2 separate regions of the Homo sapiens genome follow, and region 2 is linked to region 1. The links are chromatin loops, found by intact Hi-C in ENCODE. Cell type or tissue: OCI-LY7. All regions are shown on one strand.

What was found. Peaks named below come from ENCODE experiments on the same cell type or tissue, not always from the same donor. Only the 100,000 strongest peaks of a DNase experiment are listed, where the experiment ranks them.
Region 2: a loop joins it to region 1, with 2.8 times the contacts of the local background. A loop is called at or near these places in 1 of 110 quality-filtered maps.

The regions. Positions count from the first base shown.
Region 1 is chr1:107,355,793-107,363,792 of GRCh38, forward strand. All of the region lies in intron 3 of NTNG1 (netrin G1), which reads left to right. Among named protein-coding and RNA genes, the nearest start is that of NTNG1, 220 kb to the left of the region's middle. In OCI-LY7, no CTCF peak of the experiment used is centred here; DNase peaks (open chromatin) are centred at 3,339, 3,859, 4,199 and 6,809; H3K4me3 peaks cover 4,677 bases; H3K27ac peaks cover 5,811 bases.
Region 2 is chr1:107,427,184-107,435,183 of GRCh38, forward strand. It overlaps NTNG1 (netrin G1), which reads left to right. Exons shown (of 8, transcript NM_001113226.3): 6 at 3,567-3,734. Among named protein-coding and RNA genes, the nearest start is that of NTNG1, 290 kb to the left of the region's middle. RefSeq lists an enhancer at 4,670-5,526. In OCI-LY7, CTCF peaks have their summits at 3,649 (motif pointing right) and 3,860; DNase peaks (open chromatin) are centred at 3,678 and 7,338; H3K4me3 peaks cover 1,061 bases; H3K27ac peaks cover 2,225 bases.

The sequences.
Region 1 (8,000 bases):
CAATACAAGTCCAACCACCGCCACCCTCAAACTCTAGGCCACAGAGATTCGGTAATCCATGGCTTCAGTAATGCTCTGGTTTTATTGTTTATTTCTGACCTCAGTGGATTTTTCTACATTGTTTTACACAGTCTCAAAAGTGTTCATAAATTATTGTGTCCTAAAAAGATTTTTGTGTATTCCAGACCACCGTCGTGGCAGAAACAAAAGTCTTCATATTTTGGGCTGTTTTACCTTCATGAAAATGTATTCACTATGAAAGGGATTTAGTCTGTTCTTCTCACCTTTGTCACCTCAGTGCCTGGAAAGTGTCTCCATCCTGGTTATACTTAGGGTTGTATCCAGTGATTATGCACATCTGGCATAAGGCCTCACATAGACATATTTTAAAAGCTCTTTAAGAAATTTTAATCCGATGCTAAGATTAAAATGATATTGACCTAGAACATACCTGGTAGAAAGTATATTCTCAAAAATATTTATTGAATGAATGAATAAATTTATTTATTTGTTTATTTAGAGACAGAGTCTTGCTCTGTCACCCAGCCTGGAGTGCAGTGGCACAATCTCAGCTGACTGCAACCTCCACCTCCCAGGTTCAAGTGATTGTTGTGCCTCAGCCTCCCGAGTAGCTGCAATTACAGGCGCCCACCACCACACCTGGCTAATTTTTGTATTCTTAGTAGAGACAGGGTTTTTCCACATTGGCCAGGCTGGTGTCGAACTCCTGGCCTCAAGTGATCTGCTTGCTTCGGCCTCCCAAAGTGCTGGGATTACAGGTGTGAGCCACCATGCCAGCCAGTCCTGTTGAATGAATTAACCAATTTATAAGAATGATTTTTTTTTAAGGAAGAATTTGGCTATTTTCTGAAGGGAGTCAAGTCATTAGAAGAAACGTATTGTATCCTTTGGGTATAGGAATTAAAGACCAATCTGGTGGTGGCTCATGCCTGTAATCCCAACACTTTGGGAGGCCAAGGCTGGTAGATCACTTGAGTTCAGGAGTTTGAGACCAACCTGGACAACATGGCAAAACACTGTCTCTAAAAAATATATAAAAGTTAGCCGGGCATGTTGGCGCATACCTGTAATCCTAGCTACTCGGGAGGTTGAGGCATGAGGATCTCCTGAACCCAGGAGGTGGAGGTTGCAGCAAGTGGGGATCATGCCACTGCACTCCAGCCTGGGCAACAAGGTGAGACTCTGTCTCAAAAATAAAAGACCAATCTGATGATGGGGAGAATTTTAACAAGTCTGTCTCCATCTGGGCCTAATCAGCAGTGCCTAACCAGACAACACAAATCACCAAATATAATTTTTAAATGCATTCACTGCTAGGCCCCACCCCAGTCAGAATTGGCCCTGACAATTGTGTCCATGGATTCTTTCCCTAGGTTACAGAGGACTAACTTATGCCCTATAGTATATGAGAGTACTATTTGAAAGAAATTATTTTCTGCTGACCTGATCCTCATTGAGCCATGATCTCAATTAAAAAAAATTCCTAAATTTATACTTAACTGGGCCAGAAAAGATGAGCAGGCATGCAGTGAGCATGAGAAAGGGAAGAAAAGCTAAACATGATTCATTCAGGATTATAACATATTTTCTAGATACTTTGATTGTAATACCTCCTTGTCAAAGTCTTGGACCCCAAAATCTCCATAAACATATGAGAGCTCAGCTTTTAATTTTAACTACTTCATTTCTTCCACAGACATTTCATAGTTCCTTAAAAACTTTAGCTAATTTCATTCTTTACTTGGCTGATCTGATAGAAATAGTTGAGAAATGGCCAGAAATCCTGAATCACCAAGTTAACATTGGAAGAAAGAGGACAGCTTGATTTTAAAAGCTAACAAAGAACAAAGGGAACTGGAAAAAAATTATTTTTTGACATAAAATTGTAAATATTTTTTTTTCAGTGATATTTAACAATTCGTTTTTCACAATGACAGCTGTAAATTATTCATAACAGGCTATCTGGTCCTTAACTTTCCAGTTATCTGTGATTATAATGGTGAGTTGATCTGAAATGAAGGAAAATATTGATTAGAAACATTTGAAATATAGATGAAGTTCTTTAGTTAGAATATTAAAGTTGCACTTGGTTTCATATATCTAAGGAACATTTGAAACTGTAACAGTGGAATTTATAGCATTATATACTACTCTTCTATGTAAGTCAAATCGTTTCTTTTAAATTTCTGACCACTCAAATAATAGATCATTCCATTCGAATACATGGTTAAAATTTTGAAAGATATCAAATTAAAAATGAGCTTTTATTGTGACTCTAAACACTGTGAGAAAGTGTTTACATGTCCTAAGAATGCATATATAACAATATGCACAACCTGAAAGTAAATACCTAAGGTATGAATTTTTTTAATCTTTGTGGGGAAAAATGCAATTGAGAGAAAATATTACACTCTGGACTAAGAAATATTAAGTGCTACCTCTACTTGAGTTATTTTAAAAATTTAGTTCTTCAAGCCTTATTGAAGAAGATGATACTCTCAAGTTGAGCACTGGAAAATAGATGGGCATGAGGAGATAGTACTTAATTTTTTTTTTTTTTTGACATCTATGACTAGAATTAATCAACAGCAAATGGCCACTTGCACATAGATTTGGTCACGAGTGGGGGTTTCCTGTTCTGGATGAGTCTGTCTAATGTAAACTTTTTCTTTACAATCAATTCATTTGTTGCATTCTAGTGTTGATCTAGCCCACTGAAAATCTGGTCATCTTTTTCCAAACTAATACAGAGCACTGACCTATGGGGGAGAAAAGCCTAAATTTTAGTGTATCTGTTTTGAAAGTAAGGAATTCTAAAGAGGACCTTACGATGATAATCAAATCATTCCAGGAAAAAAAAAAAGGCAGAGAGTTTAACAACATCTACAAGCTGCTGTTGCTTAAAAACACAGTATTTGAACTGCAATTTGAGCATATTTTTACCCTTCAGACATTACAAACATGCCATAACACCCTGCTGTGAGGACAGCTTTGGTGCCCCAGAAGTAAAAGAGTTTAGCTGTGATTAAAGGATTGAAGTCTGTGCCTTGAACTGACAGATTAGTTTATGCTAGGTTTTCTCTGTTAATTCTAGACTTGACAGCTCCACTGTAAATTAATCTAAATTATGGCCAACTGCTACAAGGCTGATCATTGTCTCACAAAAAAATATAAAGTTCTATTGAAAATGCGGACGTCTCTATCACCAAATGTTACTCCAATTTGCTAGAAATCTGAACAAGGCAACTTAAAACACACACACAGGAAATTGCAGCTCCTAGATGCCAGTAGAGCTATAGAGATTTGGACACACAAACTGAGCTGTTGGGGAGAACGGGTCTGACTTCTGTGGTCACTGATGTGTGAGCCTCAGTGTTTGTCTTTAGCAGCTCATGACAATGTAATTACATCCTGCGTGCCCAATTTTTCTCATAAATGAAGTTGATAAATATAAACTACAGTTTATGATTGTGAATCACAGCCTGAAGCAATACAGCATGGTCATTGATTGCAGAGAAATATAAATAGGAGATGATAATAGATTGACTGAATCTGAACCCTATCACAGACCAGTTAAGATATCAGAGAATCAGAGAATGGCTTAAGAGAAGCCTTAGTTTCCCAGGAAGAGAAGAGAAAACAGGTCTGGTGGGCAAACAAAGGCTTTATAGCTTCATTAACCTATTCATACCTATAGGATGATCATTTCTCTGGAAATTGCCCCTATCTGAGACTTGATTGAGAGTAGGCATCAGAAGTGAAGGGTGACTTTTTCTATTTTCTGTCTGTCCTTGGCAAGCTCCCCCACCCCCAACACATTTGCATCACTGATTCTATGTTCTTAAATTTGGAGCTTCCTGTTTCTGTGATTAGAAAACCTACAGATAGGTTTACATTTGCATTCACTGTTCATATCATTAGGGAGCTGAACAGACAGTATTGAGTGCATACACCGTGCTAATTCACCTTTACATCTGAAGGAAAAAATACTAAGTGTGATAAGATGAAAAAAAAGGAAAAGAGAGAAGTGGAAATACATATTTATAGAAAACAGTATTTTCTCCAAAACTATCACGAGATAGTCACTGCTATTTATTGTGTAACTTATGTAAACCCAAAACAGTTGGGCCCAATCTGGTCCCCAGATATATCTTATTTGGTCGACACAACATTTTACTTATTTTTTATTTGCATACCTCTTAATCAAGCCTAAACTGTTCACACATGGTTGCTGCTCCCGCCACACCCTGTTGTCTTATACAGGGTCTGCTTACCTGCCTGACAACCGACCAACCCTTTGGTCTATAGCACTCAAACATATTGATTAGAAAAATTGATTTTTTTTAGGAAAATGTTTAGTGGGCATTATATACCAGGTACTGAACTTGACACACCAAAACAATAAATATAATTTCAGGCAGTGATATATACCATGAAGAAAAATGAATCAGGGTAAGGGAAAGAGAATAAGAAGACAGCCACTTTAGGAAGAGGTGATCTGAGAGGTCAGAATATCAGAACAAAAGTTAAAGGATGTGAAAGAGTGGGCCACGGAAATATCTGTGGAAGAACATTCCAAAAAGAGAAACAGTGAGTGTAAAGACCCTGAAGAGAAATAGAAAGTACAGTATGGAATACTCAAGGTGGAAAGTGATAGAAATTAAGGTAGGAGAGATGAGCAAATGCCAAATTGTTTAGGTCCTATAGGCAACAGGAAGCCACTGGAAGATTTTCAGCAAGGAAATCAAGTAATATAATTTATATGATAATGAATGGATAGTCTCTAATTCATGGGTAGTACATAAATAATTTATTTGAATTCTGAAAAGTATTTGCAAAGTCAAGTAATGCCTGTGAAATTTTATCTGCATTATCAGTCTGCTTAGCAAATCAATATATTAGAAAGCATTTAAGTAGCAACTAATATGTGCACATCCTATGCTAAGCCCTGTTTAGGATGTAAAGATCACTTAATATATGGTCCTTGACTCATAGCCGAGAGGCTACTTTCTAACATCTAGTCACCAGTCACTGAGTATCTCTCGTCCATGCCTCCAGAATACATGTTACATATTTCTTCCCATGATTACTAGAAAGACTTAAGAAACTTAGTTTTGTTATTGATTTGTATACATGACACATAAATCTGCTTCTCGTGTAACTGCTATCTCACTTCTTTAACTCTATAAATTTCATTGTTTTAAAGAAGAATCAGTTCTTATATTGCAATATGGAAGTACATAGCTCCAAAAAAAAGGCAAAAGATCTTTGAAATGGGTTTGAAAAAATATATATAATATATATAGTATTATATATTTCTTATATTATATATTATATATTTCTTATATAAAATATAATATATATTATATTATATATAATTATGTATAAAATAAATATATATAAATTATATATAAAATAAACATATAAATTATTATATAAAATATATGTTATGTAAGAACTATATAATATATAATTTTTATATAAAAATATATAACATAATATATAACATATATAATCATTATATAATGAATATATACATTATATAACATATATATATATACATATATATATATATATATTTTTTTTTTTTTTTGAGACACAGTTTCGCTCTTGTTGCCCAGGCTGGAGTGCAATGGCGTGATCTCAGCTCACTGCAACCTCTGCCTCCTGGGTCAAGCAATTCTCCTGCCTCAGCCTCCAGAGTAGCTGGGATTGCAGGCATGCACCACTATGCCCAGCTAATTTTGTATTTTTAGTAGACATGAGGTTTCAGCACGTTGGTCAGGCTGGTCTCAAACTCCTGATCTCAAGTGATCCACCCGCCTCGGCCTCCCAAAGTGCTGGGATTACAGGTGTGAGCCACTGCACCCAGCCAGAAAAAAGCAAATATTTTAATCACTGCCAGTACCTCCTCATCCTGTTGAAAGCTGATGTCATTTTTGACACTCGGGAAATGACTTCTTTATGGAAGAAATGATAAACTAGTCTGCATCCTGCTGCAATAATCTGAAGAAAGAGTGTTTGCTATTTCAATTCTGAGGATCACTTCATAATTGTAACATCAAATTAGCATCTTGGCTTATGCTACACTATTTTGTAGAATCTTAGAGCGTGGCTGACAGGGTCCATGGAGTACTCAGCTGGAACAGACTGATTTAAATATGGCAGAGACAACAACAGGGGAAGGGAGAGCCCTGAACAACATTGCAGAAAGCGTGAAGCTCATCCCATATCCAGCACTCCCTCGTCTCATGCTCTTGTACCACCATCACAATCTCCTTGGGCATCCAAAGAGCACCCATCCCTGAAACCATCCATCAGAATTACCCCAACCTCTACCCATTTTCCTCAGAACTCTCTCTCTGATCAATTTTCTTAAGTCTGTGTGCCATGATATTTTCACCTCAATAAAATAATTGCTATTTAAAAGAGACGGTTACACCTTGCCCAAAGGAATAACTAAAATGGTGGAAATTCTGGATGCACTAGCTGGCAGCTTAGGAGAGTTATGGAGAAGAGGCTTTTTATTTCCTTTGTAATACTACCACTTGATGTCTAATGTGAGGTATGCTAGATACCTGTGGTTGTTGGTTACATGTTATCCTACTGCTTTAATTACTGGAAAGCTAAGTGTTCACTAGTTAATTTTCACTGTGGCCTCCACTATGGGGTTGCCGGATCTAAGTAGGAACATGAATTAGTCTGTGCATTATTCCAGCACAAATGAAGCCAAAGCTGAACAGGTGCATGATGTAGTGCAGTGAAAACACCATGAGCTTTGGAGTCTGAAGACCTAGATGTGTGCTCAGTGTCCACTGCTTGATGAAGCAGAGGTGTGGGCAGGTCCCTAAACCTCTGAGACTCTTGCATCAGCTGTAAAATCCAGAGTTGCTGTGAAACTGAAACACGGCATATATGTTAAAACACTTTGTAAACTGTAAAGCACAAGGCAAATGATGCTATTTTCAATTTAAGCAAAAATAGAATAAGGGCAGATGAAGATTTCAAGACCTTTCAGATTTTTTTAAAAGTTTCCCTACCCTTCTTAACAATCTGTTTTTATTTTGGCTGATTACTTGAGGATGAGCTCAGGAGAATATTCTGAGCAAATGTTTGAGTTTGGTCTTAGTGCCTCGCCCTTTCCCTCCCTTCTGTTTCATGGCTTTTCCATGGCTGGCTTTTATCATACAGAAGGCTGGCTGACTGAATTTCTTAGGAACATTTTTATATCTTGTCTAATGGATGGTCAGGGTTTCATATTGCTGCTTCTTTTTAAAAGTTAATCAAAGAATTACAGGCAGGTTTTTTCCTTGTGTTGTAAATATGAATTAGTCTAATTATAGTTTTCAAAAGAAAGCATTTTCACACCTGAATTTCATGAACATATGATGGAGAAATGACAGGGCTTATTCATTGGATGGTTTTCTGAAGGAAAAAAGCCCCACTGCAAATACAAATAAAACAGTGTCTTGCTGTATTCCTAGGGAGGGAGTATAGAATTGTGTAGTCTCTGTGCCAGAAAGCCACATGGAGTATATCATTGCAAAGTCTCATAGTCATGAGGAAACTGGGGGGTCATCCAGTCCAATTCAGTCATCATTTAGAATACACAGGAAACATGATTTAATCTGCAATATAACTGCGTTCAACATCATGCCTAATTTCATCTCCTTATCTGAACCATAGTTTGCACTTAATAAATGTTAGTTAAGTAAAATTAATAATTATCCCACTATTATTTCCCCCAATAAAAAAACCTGCTAATAATATCAGTCTCTTTTCTGGTTAATTCTATTCACTTCATGCTTTTATTTGCTTTTTCCCTTTGTGGAATGTGGATCCTCTCTTGCCAGTTATATAAAGATTGCTTCTCCTTCAGACGTTAGCTCAAGGCTCATCTCCACCAACAGGCACCATTTCATATTGATCACTTGCTTTCATCTTATCTGAACTCAATTCAATTTAACATTTAATCGTTT
Region 2 (8,000 bases), 71 kb after region 1:
CTGATAGCTCTGGCTAGGACCTCCTGGAGAGTTGAATTTAACCAGCATCAACTTTTAACTGGGATCAAGATTTCCTTATAATTGGAGGGTGGAAGGCCAAGGGAGTATATAAAAGGAAGTGATTATAAGGATTGGACTATGGATACTATATAAGAAGAAATGGGAGGTCATGGGAGGTCAGTGATTTGAAGAATCAAATAATTATTAAACTATTAATATCATCCCTTCAGAAACTTAGTAGGATAATGCAACTCAAGCTGTACCTTAATAGGTTCTGTGCCTGTGTGGAAAGACCAGGTATTAAAAAGTAGGAAATTAACAGAACACCAGAAAATAATATAGCAGTTTAAGAGTCATATTTGAAATACTTTGCATTTATATAGTACTCTCATGTTTTTCAAATCACTTTCAAAGATCTGTTTCTTATTTTATATTCTCAAATATATTATGGCCAGAGATGACAGCTTTATCAAAGTCTCAGAAGAGTACTAGAAGTCTTAAAAGAATCAAGTTATTATTACCCATTTTCTACATCATAAAACATTTTAATGCTGATAAAACATTTAAAGTATCCAGTTATCATTTGAAATAAATTTATACTATTGCATGTTTAGCTGAACATGATTTCTTATACAATTATTTATCATTTCCTTTCTAAATTAATAAATTAGTTTTTAAACAAGACCCATAAATTGTTAATGTCCCCACAGAAATGTGTACTATTCATTAAATTCTAATAATAGTAGTGATAATATCACATTTAACATTTTTATAGAGATTCATGGAATGGGTCTTAAACTGTTGAACTTGGGTATCTTACAGATTTGGTTTTCTTACTCAGATAAAGTTTTATCAGGTAGATTAAAGCATGTAGTTCTGGCCATTGGGCAGACTCTACAGAATCCTTTAGGTACCCACAAAGGAACCATAGTATGAAAAGTCACCAGCCTTATTCTCTACATTTCCCTAACTTCATACCTTTGCCCACTCTTTACTCTATTACTTTCACCTAAAATGCTCATTCCCTCCTATTTTGTTTTGTTTTAATAAACTCTACCTGCCCTGAGGAAGATTCAGAGTGCACATCCTGTAGGACATTTTTTCTAATTCTCCTCCTGTTAAATGAAGTTCTCCTTCTACTTAGATTGCTTTATGTCACTGTTTTTTCTCTGCACATACTATTTTTTTCTGGTTATCTGAGCATATGTTTTCTTATTTACTAAATAAGCTTCCAGGCCACAAGCTTATATGTAGCTGTAGAAAGCTCCTAGATGAATTTTTGCACATAAAAGATGCTTTTGAACAAAGCTCTATTAATTAAATTAGATGTACCAAGAACCAACCCGGGTTAGGGAACATGAAGAAGAACAGCCAATAAGAGACCTCTTCCAGAGGAGGCGACCCAGGGGCAGGGCTGTTATTGGCCCTCCTCAGGAATTCCAGGCAGTTCTCAAAAAGTCCTTGGGAAGCAATTAGGTTTGAGAATTGGGTTTCCTTCCTTCAACCACTGCTCTCAAAAGGCTCTAGTCCTGAAAGATTGTCTTTATTTCAAACTCTCAAACATAGAAGGCTCTAGAAGCTTTTCTGACTCCCTCAGAAGTCAGTAATGCCAGTATAAACAAGGCGTAACTCTGAGCGGTACAGAGGATTGGTGGGAAATGCTTGTTGTTTTACAAGAGATTTTAATTTAGTAATCTGTAACTCTATGATTATTGGTGGTAGTATTATTATTCACTTGGCATGCCTTTACTACTAAATTTATATGGATATTTCCTTACACTGTCTCCTACATTGGAGTCTCAATGCCACCTTCTCCCAGTACTCTCCCTCTCCTCCATACTCGCCTCCCCTCTGACTTCTTCCTGTCCTCACACTCACCCTTCTCTCCCTGTTCACGTACACATGGTGATACAGCTCACCTCAAATAAACGAAGTGGTTTGGCTTCAGCATCCCCCCTTTCTTCTTGCCTCTCTTTTAGCAACTGGGGTCCCGAAGTTGCTGACACTGTTTCTGGTTATCTTCTACTCTTCACCATTTGAGTATCCTCCTCTGCTTCTATCCAAATTTGATTTCATTCCATCAGGACCTTGTTATCAGCTTCCTATTGTAGTAACTAGCTCTCTAACAAATGAATATGAACTTTTCTGATGAGTGGTAGCATATTAATTTTTTTAAAAGTTTAAAAGTTAGCCACCTCTTATTATTATTTACTTGACAACACTTACTCATTTTTACTCTACTCATCAAAATATAATATTTGAAAAATTTTATATAGGCCAAAATAGTAACTCAACACCTAGCCAAGTTCCTGACACATAGGTAGACCAACTCAATAAAAATATTTATTGAATGAATGAATGAAAGAATGAATGAATGTGTTCAAATAATGACTGTGCTTGGCTTTCTAGTGGGATAAAATAAAAGCAAGACAGATATTGATGCAAGAAATATTTTTAAACAAACAAAATTTGCAGTATCCTGGCTGACCTTCCTTATAAATGTCCAACTAGGCCTACCCTCATATTCCATGAAGACAAAACAGATACCCCACCTAGTTACCACTCACACTTTTGTGATAATTATTTCTACCAACAGAGACTTTGTCATTATCATTTATTTTTAAAAGGTTGAATTGGATTTACAACTTCTTTCTCTAGTTGAGATGCAAGAAAGAAGAAATCTAGTCACCCTCCACCCTTCCCCAACTACTCTCATGCTCTTCTTCATCTCCCTGTCTAGTCATTACCACCATCACTCCTAAGCCTCAGAGACACCTCTAACATTTCAGAGAAACCAAGGAAAAGAAAGGTGGGGTTACAGTAGCTACCTAATTCTTCTTTTGTAGCAAACTATTCTTGAAACTTAAGAGAAAAGGAGGGAATCTTAAAAGCACCTTTTCGCACAAATTATCTCCCTGCTTTTTTTGTCTTCTCTCACACATATACATACAGATTTGGTCTGAAGAAAGGCTTAAGAAAGCCATCTTCTCTTAGCATTGGGGAAAAACAAAAATAAAGAATTGTTTAGTTGTCTAGAACTCTATTAAATTTGCCATGATGTATATGAAACCCCGACTGAGTTGCTGTCTTGGCATGATGTCAGAGAGCTAAAGGAGCCATGGTGATGGTACTTAGACTCTCAATGCTCACACAGTCCCCTCTCACTTTTTTTAAGGCTGAAAAGATGAAAACAAGGGAAATGGTGCAAAGACACTAAAATTCTCCATCTGCAAAAAATAAAAATAATAGACTTTTTCATCACTAGAAACTGAGGCTTCCCAAATTTTAAAAGGTGTACACCTGCAAATGCTTCTGTTCATTTTGTCTGCCAAGAATTAACAATCTTCAGTCTTGTTCCGAATGTCCGACCTTTCTATCCTGCTTGAAACAGATGCTATTTCCGTGCCAGTCACAACCACCTGTTGCCACCATGTGTTGTGTTGAATCACATATATGTAATGCCATTCCACCGTCTTTTCTCCATCCCTCATTTTACCCAAGCATGTAGTATGCTATTACTCTGCTACTGTATACACTCTGTATACATTTCTGTTCTTCCTTGCAAGATTGTGAATGCTTCGGCCACTCCAATCGATGCAGTTATATCGATCTGCTAAATACAGTCATTTGCGTGAGCTGTAAACACAACACTAGAGGGCAGCACTGTGAGTTATGCAGGCTGGGCTACTTCAGAAATGCTTCTGCACAACTGGACGATGAGAATGTGTGCATAGGTCAGTTCCATTACAATTTCAGCTATTCTTCTGTGCCTTTTGAGCTACGGGGAGATATTTAGGGTGGAGAGGCTGGCGATTTGCACCGCGGTTGAGCCAGAATGAACTTTCTCAATGTAGAAAATATCCTATGGTAGATTTCACTTGTGATTTCACTTGTATTGGTTGAAATCATAGTTGGGGGATATACTTTGAACCCTTATGTTGTTGCTTTAAATATGATGATCTCAGAAATCATGTTAAAGAAATTAAGAATTTTCTTTCTTCCCGTTTTTTGCTTTTGTATGAAATTGTAAAACCTGATGATTCTGAACTGATCTTATAGCCTTAAACTTAAGGCTATACATTCAACTTTCAAAATAGAAACTCATTATATGCGATTTAATTATAGATATGAAAAATTAGGGTACAGATTCTTGCATATAATTGGTGATCAACGAGTATTGATAGATTGAAAATGTTGCTATTTGAGATTGAAAATGACTAGCAACTGGAAATGTAAAAGTTTGTCTGACTTCTTCATCCATAGCAATGAAATTCCATTTATTGAATTTTCCTACAGCTCCCAAAAAGGAGGAGTAATTTCTCAAAAGTATTCTAGGCAACTAATTATCTTAGCCCTGGAAAACTGCGTCCACAGAGGCCCCTGAGCACTTTCCCTTCCCTCCCCACCAATGACTACTGCTCTTGGCACCTAGGGAGGACCAGGCACCTTTCCCACCCAGAAAATCTCCTACCTTTTACATAGTGAAACCTGTCTTTAAGAATATGGGGGTGCCAATGGAAAAATAAGAAACAATAAATGGAATTTCACTTCATAATTCACTCTGAAGCAATGCATATATTTGAAATGCTGAAAAATATATGTGTAGCCATTACCACACCAGTAGGTAGCTATATAGGCACCCAGTTTTAAAGGTAGACTTTTTCACATTGAGGTACGTTCAATAGGATACACAAGCTGAATAATGACAAGCAATCTTTTTATCAAGAAAAGAAATCCAATTCGTATTTCTGTGATCATTGTCCTCTGATTGGATCGTCAAGATCCAAGTGTCACAAAAAAAAGCTGTTGAGTTGTTTTTAATCAAATTGGGCCAAGTATATATAATACTGTTGGTGTCTACAGTACTTTCTGTATTTCAGAGCATCTCCTTATTTATTATTTGTCAATTAGGAGAGAAAGTACTGGACTTAGAGGCCAGAAAGCTAGGCTCAAATTTCCGTTTGCTAGCTCATGGCTGTGTGCCATAGGTAAGTCATTTGAGCCTTCTAGTCAGAAAAGGATAAATGGGATGCACAGGAAACCCTTGGTCAACTGTGAACTGGCTTGCAGATGTCTTGTTTTGTTTTTACTTAATCCTCATTAACAAAACAGTGGGGTAAGTATTACACTAATTGTTTCCCCTGTCTTGTCATTGAGAAAAGTAAGGCAGATTGACCCAAATCTTACAGCAAAGGGTTTCTGACTTCAAAGCTTAAACACTTTCAACCACTGACACAATTAGCAAAGCTAAGCTTGTCAGACTTTTACTTATGGTATGTGTTTTGGATGACAGCAGCAATTCCACTCTGAGTTTATGAACAGAAGTTCAATTGTCTTCATAACACTTGGGTTACAAAGATTTGAGGATATTAATGAAAACCAAAAGACATGTAGTTGTCTGAATTTTGAAGGCAGAGTACATTTTACTGAATGTCATTTATAAAAATATATAAATGTCATGCTATAGATAGGTAAACACCAGAAAAACTAAAATAAATAGGAACACAGGATAAAAAACCTAACCATTTTTACATAAGATTAAAATGTTTTATAATATTTAATATGATTTTAAATCAATCTAAAAAAGTCCTTAAAAGGAAATATTTTATTCCATAAAATTTCTCTTATCAGGTAACTTAACAATATCACAATATATTTTATTCAGAGTATTTTATTATTATGAAGTTTGGCCTTTTTTCCAGTTCTGAAGTAAACTGTGAACTCCACATCTGCTTCTTTCTATCCAGTTTTAAGAGGTATAGTTCAGTTGTAAATCCATATTTGATTATCCACAGACTAGAAAACAATCCATTCAGTGTCTGTCTTTTAAATCAGATAAACTACAGAAGAAATATGAAAAAGATATCAATTTTGTATTTATTTTTACTTTTAAAAATCAAGAAGAGTTTTCCTCTCCATTTCTAGAAAGTTTATTAATTAAAATTATAAACTTTTGGAAAATTCCATTTTATCGAGGTAAACCTGTTTCTATTTAGTATTTTGTACTTGAAACCAAGCGAAGTACTTGGTGAACACAAAGGAGTGCATTCCTAGGTACTATTAAAGTTAGCTACATTAGGCCAGGTGCAATGGCTAATGCCTGTAATCCCAGCACTTTAGAAGGCCCGGGCAGGTGGATCACTTAAGGTCAGGAGTTTGAGACCAGCCTGGCCAACATGGTGAAACCACATCTCTACTGAAAGAGATAAAAAATTAGCTGAGCGTGGTGGCCTGTGCCTGTAATCCCAGCTACTCAGAAGGCTGAGGCAGGAGAATCAGTTGAACTCGAGAGGTAGAGGTTGCAGTGAGCTGAGAGAATAGCGCCACTGCACTCCAGCCTGGGCTACAGAGCGAGACTCCATCTCAAAAAATAAAATAAAATAAAAAGTAATATTAGCTAGATTGTTCCCTCACCCACCATAATTTCTTAAATTATTGCCCTTTTCTAAAGAAGAAAATTGTGTTTCAAGAATGAATAGAAAAATTTAGCTAGCTGATAGGTACTAAGGTCTATCTTTTATCTGTAGTGCTTATATGCACACAATGAATTAATAACAATTTCCTTAAAAAGCTGTAGATTTCACTTACCCTGCTTGAGGCGCTGAGGACAGTGGTACTGGGGCTGCCTGTGCACTAGGCTGGAGTTTGCCCTCTCAGGGCCGTTGGAAGCCTCTGGCTCCTTTGCTAAGGTTTGCCCTATGAGACAGCATGAACCTATTTGCTATTTTCCACAATTAAGATTCCTAAAGGGCTTGCGGCAGGACTGTTAAATTCGAAAGGATACATCACAAGTAATTGAGAGTTAATCTTAATACCATTTTGTATAGAAAGCACTAATGAAAATGAAGGGATATTTACCCCATTCACTTTCACAGAATAAGGCACTAATCTTGGAAACTTTGAACTTCATCTAAGTCTCATCTACATTAAAAATAAAAAAAGAACACTTTGCCAATTCTTTAACAACTGACAATAAAATTCACCACCCTTGCTGTAAAGGAACAACTCATATCTTTGACAAAATGTAGGCTCTGTGTGATGAAATAGATGTTGTAAAATACTTGCATCATTTTATATTATGGCAAATATAAAATGCAGCAGGCTATTCCATGTTGCCACAGTGATTGCTGCTTTGTAATTACTGGTGAATTTGCCCATTTTTTCTACAAATTCCAAACACAGCCATGTCTCCAAAGATACATGTAATTACCCTGTAATGACATAGCAATTACATGAAGATGACATCCTTGCATGCTTCTGTTTCATGTAAACTTGAGCATTAAGCAGGAAGCTAGAGGATATATGGTTTGTGACCCTGAGTAATCACTGTTAATAATCCAGCTGACAAGCTTTGCATCACAATGAAACAGAGCTCAGCAGCTGCTGCTAAGCATTTCTTAAAATTATGATGTATAATTTTTAATTCCCCTTTGAAACCCATGGTTGGGTAATCAGAGGTACCTTAAATAGAATAAGGGGAACATAAGACACTTTTAATACCTGTAAATCAATTCTAGTATAACTTTTAAATGAAGCACCCCCTGCCAGGTATTTTACGTTGCTTTGTAATCTAACAGTCCTGCATGTTCTTCCTAATTTCATGGAATAAAATATGATCCTCCAAGACTCTTTGCATTACTCCAATATCCACCATTGACCATCATTCCATAAATGACACTTTTAAAAAACTGAATTATTTGTTACATAAGGTGAAGGGAAGGCCACACCCCTTCTTGTCCTTTATTTTCATGACTGCAAAACATTACACTTACCCACATTTTCCTATGACAATGACTGGGATATATTATGGTTTAAATGTTTTACTGTTTTGTTTAATTTTGTTTACATTTTTTGCCTCTAAAATCTTATATTAATTAATGGTCATGGGCTAATTGACTGGAGGAGTATGTGAATTCACGTTGGCCAGATGTAACTCTGCTTACTGGCTTACAAAACATTGGTGATTTATTGTCAACTTACACACTTTAAACAGTAAAAAA